Regions from separate parts of the Homo sapiens genome. Here region 2 is linked to region 1. Evidence: read pairs that join two places in POLR2A ChIA-PET (ENCODE). Cell type or tissue: Panc1. All regions are shown on one strand. Links, peaks and the distances in the headings refer to the core of each region. The heading gives the core; the rest is flanking DNA.

Evidence for each region. Peaks named below come from ENCODE experiments on the same cell type or tissue, not always from the same donor. Only the 100,000 strongest peaks of a DNase experiment are listed, where the experiment ranks them.
Region 2: POLR2A ChIA-PET joins it to region 1 with 28 read pairs; 5 of 35 experiments call an interaction of 5 or more read pairs at or near these places.

The regions. Positions count from the first base shown.
Region 1 is chr1:8,271,774-8,274,690 of GRCh38, forward strand. The region is part of intron 1 of LINC03154 (long intergenic non-protein coding RNA 3154); the gene reads left to right. Among named protein-coding and RNA genes, the nearest start is that of LINC03154, 14 kb to the left of the region's middle. In Panc1, for the core only: no CTCF peak of the experiment used is centred there; no DNase peak of the experiment used is centred there; H3K27ac peaks cover 1,821 bases.
Region 2 is chr1:8,165,295-8,168,211 of GRCh38, forward strand. No RefSeq gene overlaps it. Among named protein-coding and RNA genes, the nearest start is that of LINC01714, 42 kb to the right of the region's middle. RefSeq lists enhancers at 415-709, 1,655-2,328. In Panc1, for the core only: no CTCF peak of the experiment used is centred there; no DNase peak of the experiment used is centred there; H3K27ac peaks cover 2,500 bases.

The DNA of each region.
Region 1 (2,917 bases), core at 122-2,621:
AGGATCGCTTGAGCCTGGGAGGTTGAGGCTGCAGTGAGCTGAGATCTTGCTACTGCACTGGGTGACAGAGTGAGAACCTGTTTTTGTTTGTTTGTTTGTTTTAAAGAGCCTTTTCCTGTCACCTCTACAATCCCTCTTTTTTTTTTCTTTTGAGACAGAGTCTCACTTTGTCACCCAAGCTGGAGTACAGTGGCATGATCTTGGCTCACTGCAACCTCCACCTCCTAGGTTCAAGTGATTCTCCTGCCTCAGCCTCCCGAGTAGCCGGGACTACAGGTGCCCACCACCACGCCCGACTAATTTTTGTAATTTGAGTAGAGATGGGGTTTCACCATGTTGGCCAGGCTGGTCTCGAACTCCTGAGCTCAGGTGATCCACCCGCCTCGGCCTCCCAAAGCGCTCAGATTACTCTGCAATTCCTCTTATCATGTCACTCCACAAGTTCAGCTACCCAGAAGCTCTCTGAACCCAGTCCTCTTGGGTTTCCATGGAAGCCTCGGGAGGTCAGCATTATTCCCCAAAGGAATGGGGCAGGACCCTGTTAGGATGAGGGTCTTATGAGCCCCATTCAGAAAGGTGAGATGTGCGGGCAGATTAGAGGGAAAACGAGGGCAGGAGATGGTCTGAGAGATTCTGTTTCCCGAGGCCACCTCCTGAGGCCTGATGCCCCCAACATTATAAATAACAAACACTGTAACCAGGGCTATGGGAGTTACGATTTAGGAACTGTGCCCCAAAACGTGTGTGTGTGTGTGTGTGTGTGTGTGTGTGTATGTATACATATAAAAACTTATATATACATATGTAAGTCAGGGTCCAACAATGCCATATATATTATATATGTTATATATACATATATGTATATATGTATAAACATATAAGCTTATATGTACACATATAAACATATATAACATACACATGTAAAATATAAAAATATAAAACACATGTACAAAACATGTTTTATATACATAACACCACAATAGTATTATTTCTCCAAATTCCCCACTAATTTTTTTTTTTTTTTTTTTTTGAGACAGACTCTCACTTTGTTGCCCAGGCTGGAGTGCAGTGGCCCAATCTCAGCTCAAGCAATTCTCCAGCCTCAGTCTCCCAAGTTGCTGGGACTACAGGTGTGCGCCACCACACCCGGCTAATTTTTGTACTTTTAGTAGAGACAGGGTTTCACTATGTTGTCCAGGGTGTCTCGAACTTCTGACCTCAGGTGATCCACCAGCCTCGGCCTCCCAAAGTGCTGTGATTACAGGAATGAGCCACTGTGCCTGGCCTTCCCCACTAATTTCTATCAATTTACCCCACCCTAAAGAGTATTTCTGTTACACGTTCCAAGGATGGTTTTGGGGATTCGTTGCTATGAGCAGACTTTGCCAGCAACTTCCTGAATCTACCAGTTGCTTTTCTTTTTTACAAAGAATATTCTCAAATTGCGCCCAACTAATCAGAGAAAAGAACATTGGCCTTCTTTTCTATCCTTCCTGGCCTTCCTTAACTTTTTCCCCAACCTGAGAAACAAGCCAAAAATGGGAAGAATTATAGCATGCTGCCCTCCAAGTGGGGAGGGTCTACGTGCCAGAATTTCTAGTTAGAAGGGAGAGATTTTCCACTTTATTCTTTAAAAAGAGGTGGCATGTCCCTCTTTTAACAAATATTATCTGCTGCTAGCTACTGCCTAACATTTACATCTGTTGGATACTCTTTGATATTTTTTTCCAGAAACTTTATCTGCTGTCTCAGAAATAAACAATCTTAGAAGCCAGAGTTCCTCAGACTCCTTAAGGAGCTTGTATCCTACCTGTGGAAATTTAAAAAGAAAAAGATTTAAGTAGGAAACTTAACAGATTTATTGGTTTTTATTACAATCTCTAAAAAAACTAGTCATCTTCATGACCAGCCTGGGCAACATGGTGAAACCCCATCTCTTCGAAATATACAAAAATTAGCTGGGTGTGGTGGTGCACACCTGTGGTCCCAGCTAGTTGGGAGGCTGAGGTAGAAGGATTGCCTGAGCTCGGGAGGCTGAGTCCTCAGTGAGCTAAGATCACGCCACTGCACTCTGGCCTGGGTGACAGAGCAAGACTTGGTCTCAAAAAAAAAAAAAAAAAAAAAGGTAGTCACTAGTCATGTGAAAACTACCATCTTAAAACTCTTCCTTCCCAGGACAACCTTTTTATAAAATCAGGAACCAAAGGTGACAGTTGTCACTTGCCCCAGGCAATGACAGCTGAGGACACTGTCCCTGAATTTGGGTTTCTCTTGGGAAAGGGACATCGGCTGACAGCTTTGTGATGTTGGGAGTACAATCATTTTCAAAACAGCCGGTATTTGAAATTGTGTTTCCCGTTCTCCTTTGAGCAAATTTTGTGTTTGTTTTCTATGGTATAAACAGTCTCATTGTGAAGACTGAAAGTATTCATCATGTGATCATAAACACTTGATTATTTCAAGAAGGGGGGATATTAACAAATCCAGAGCTTAAACATTAGAAATTGGGAACTGCAGGTGCCTGAACTGTAGGAATAGCTTCATGGGAGTTCATGTTTCCAAATTTCTAACCTCAAAGCCCAGACAAATACTCAATGCAGCACAAACGCTTCTCTTCTCAGGCTATTCCCCTCTGCATTCTGATTAAAGAAGTGTTCTGGAGAACAAGCCAGATGGGAATAAATCTGGTTTTTCGCTTTTCTCTAATTGAATATTGCTTCTGTTTGGAGTCAGTGCCTTTCCCTGCCTTCCCAGCGCCTCACAGGAAGGGGGTGCACAGAACAGAGCTTTGTGAGTGAGACTCCAGTGCACCATGGCGACATCGTGCCATAAAAGTGTCTTCTCTCATTTTCAAGGTAAACTAATGTTATTGCCACCAGGAAATAGACCACATGAAAACAAACGCCAGGGACCTGGA
Region 2 (2,917 bases), core at 299-2,798, 110 kb before region 1:
ACGGGGTTTCACCATGTTAGCCAGGATGGTCTCGATCTCCTGACCATGTGATCTGCCTGCCTCGGCCTCCCAGCTAATTTTTTTATTTTGTAGAGACGAGGTCTCGCTTTGTTGCCCAGGCTGGTCTTGAACTCCTCCCCTCGAGTGATCCTCCTGCCTCGGCCTCTCAAAGCCTGCTGGGGATTACAGGCATGAGCCACTGTGCCCAGCTGGGGCTCTTCTCTTTCTAAGTTTTCATAGAATCGTACTCCCCCATCCCCTTTATGGTTGGGGTGGCCATTTGACTTACTTTGACCAATGCAATCTGAGTGCAAGTGACGTCTGTCACTTGGGTGGAAGCTTGCTATGATTTGGCTCTGTATCCCCACCCAAATCTCATCTCGAATCGTAATCCCCAGGTGTCAGGGGAGGGACCTGGTGGGAGGTGATTGGATCGTGGGGGCTGTGTCCCCCATGCTGTTCTCATGGTAGTGAGGGAGTTCTCACGAGATCTGATGGTTTTATGATGGCAGTTCCCCTCCCCCGCCCCCCACGCTTTTCTCCCTCCTGCCACCTTGTGGAGAAGTTGCCTGCTTCCCCTTCAGCTTCCACCATGATTGTAAGTTTCCTGAGGCCTCCCCAGCCATGTGGAACTGTGAGTCAATTAAACCTCTGTCCTCTATAAATTACCCAGTCTCGGGCATTTTGTTAATAGCAGCATGAGAACAGACGAATACAAAGCTCTAAGAGCCAGCGTGCGTTTTGTCCTGTTTCTTCCCCATGCTGCAGTGGCTGTAGGAGTGTATGACAGATAGAGCCTCCCTCTGCCTGGATGACTCTGCCCATGAGAACCTTCTGGATCATACTGGACAGACCGTGTAGAGCTTGAAGGTTGTGTGGGCCCATGCCTGATCTAGCTTGTCTAACCGACAGTTCTATGGGAGTTCACTCAGCACAGGATCTGGAGTGGCTGCTGCAGGGGGTGGGGCTGACCCAGGACCTGAGGATGAGGGGACGGGGTAGGCACAGGGTGGAGGAAGGGTGGGGGCCAGAAACAATTAGAGTCAGGTACCTGCCACCCCCTGGAAGACTTCAACTGAGATGGTTACTTGCAAAGACCACGATCCCACTCAGCTTTTCTTCCAGGGGTAAAACTGCTTCAAGAGTAACCATTACTCAATCTCCCTCTCCAGGGAGATATTCCATTATTGAGCATTTTATTATAGTTCTTGGGTGAATCTGGATTTCTCGCTCTGTGTCTTATGTTTCTTTGAAGTGAATCCAGCAGTAACATATCCCTGCTCTTTTTGGATCACACGATGATCCAATTCTGGTGCCCAAGTGAGAGAAAAGGAAAAAGACAGCTGGTGTGTTTTTGGCAGGACTCCAGTGTAGCAATGGCCAAGGCTTCTCAGAGGGAATTATGTTCTTGTCCAAAGAGCCACCTTTGAGAAGGGGGTGACGGTGTCACCCTGTCTATCTTATGCACGTCCAAGTGCTCACCCATGAAGCTGGACTAGAGATTGAAAAGCACTCCACGCCTGGGCGTTGTGGCTTATGACTGTAATCCCAACACTCTGGGAGACTGAGGAGGGTGGATTACTTGAGTCCAGGAGTTTGAGACAAGCCTGGGAAAATGGTGAAACCCCATCTCTATTTAAATCATTATTTATATATATAAAATAAAAAAGCACCCCACATCCCTTTATTGCTGGAGATCACACTGTTTTTGGTAACTTTCATTGTCTCACTCTTTAGAAGTAATGACATGAATCATTTTAGTGCCAGTGCGAGTTAATTTACCAGCGTGGTTTCAGCATTAAGGCATGGACTGAATTTCAGGAAAATGCTTGTGATTAGCATCGCTTATTGCTATTTTACTTGAAGCTAAAAGATAAATCAGAGAAACAATATCCCAGTAAGGGCCCCCAGCAGGCGGTCCATCCTGACGATGACAGAGGGGGAGGAGGAACAATGGCTACACTTTACTCTGAAGTGGCTACATCACCTTTTTCTGGGCCAAGAAGCCCAGGTGCAGATGTTTTCTCTGCAGGGAGTGTGCTGAGCTGGGTTTTGTGGGCTGCAAACTCCTATCAGAAGTTGATAAAGTTCTGGGCCATTGGTTCTTAGCTGATTGGAGAAGCATTTCATAAGCTTAGAGTGTGAAACACCTAGAGATGAGTCATCCATATGGGCCAGTTCCCCTAAAAAAAAAAAAAAAGTCTCTACTGTTGTAAGCACACACACACACACACACACACACACACACACACACACCTTAAACTTTATCAGGGTCTCAAGTAAGTGATGAAATCGGATGTGAGTGGTGGCTCACGCCTGTAATCTCAGCACTTTGGGAGGCCGAGGTGGGTGGATTGCCTGAGGCCAGGCGTTTGAGACCAGCCTGGCCAACATGGTGAAAGCTCGTCTCTACTAAAAATACAAAAATTAGCTGGGCGTGGTGGCAGACACCTGTAGTCCCAGATACTCAGGAGGCTGAGGCGGGAGAATCACTTGAACCTGGGAGGTGGAGGCTGCAGTGAACCCCGATGGTACCACTGCACTCCAGCCTGGGTGACACAGCGAGACTCTGTCTAAAAAAAAAAAAAGACAGAATCAGATAATGTGTGGACAAGCCCTTCCCAAATTACAACCAGAAAGTGAAATCTGACAGAAGGGAAGAACAGGACAGCCCTGGGAGCTTCTAGTCATTGGAAGAGACCGGGGCTGCATGCAGATGGGGACCCTGTTGACAGCAGCCCCTGCCTGCCATGCTGAGACCCTGCGTGTGTGAGCATCCCCAGCTTGGTGGCTGAGCCATCTCCTTGTACCCCAACCACAACCTCCTCTGTGGCTCCAGTCACATCCTGTCCCTTCAGAAGGCCACTCACAGGACATGCCCTTCCTGTGGTGACTGGTCACCTTATTCATGAAGGAA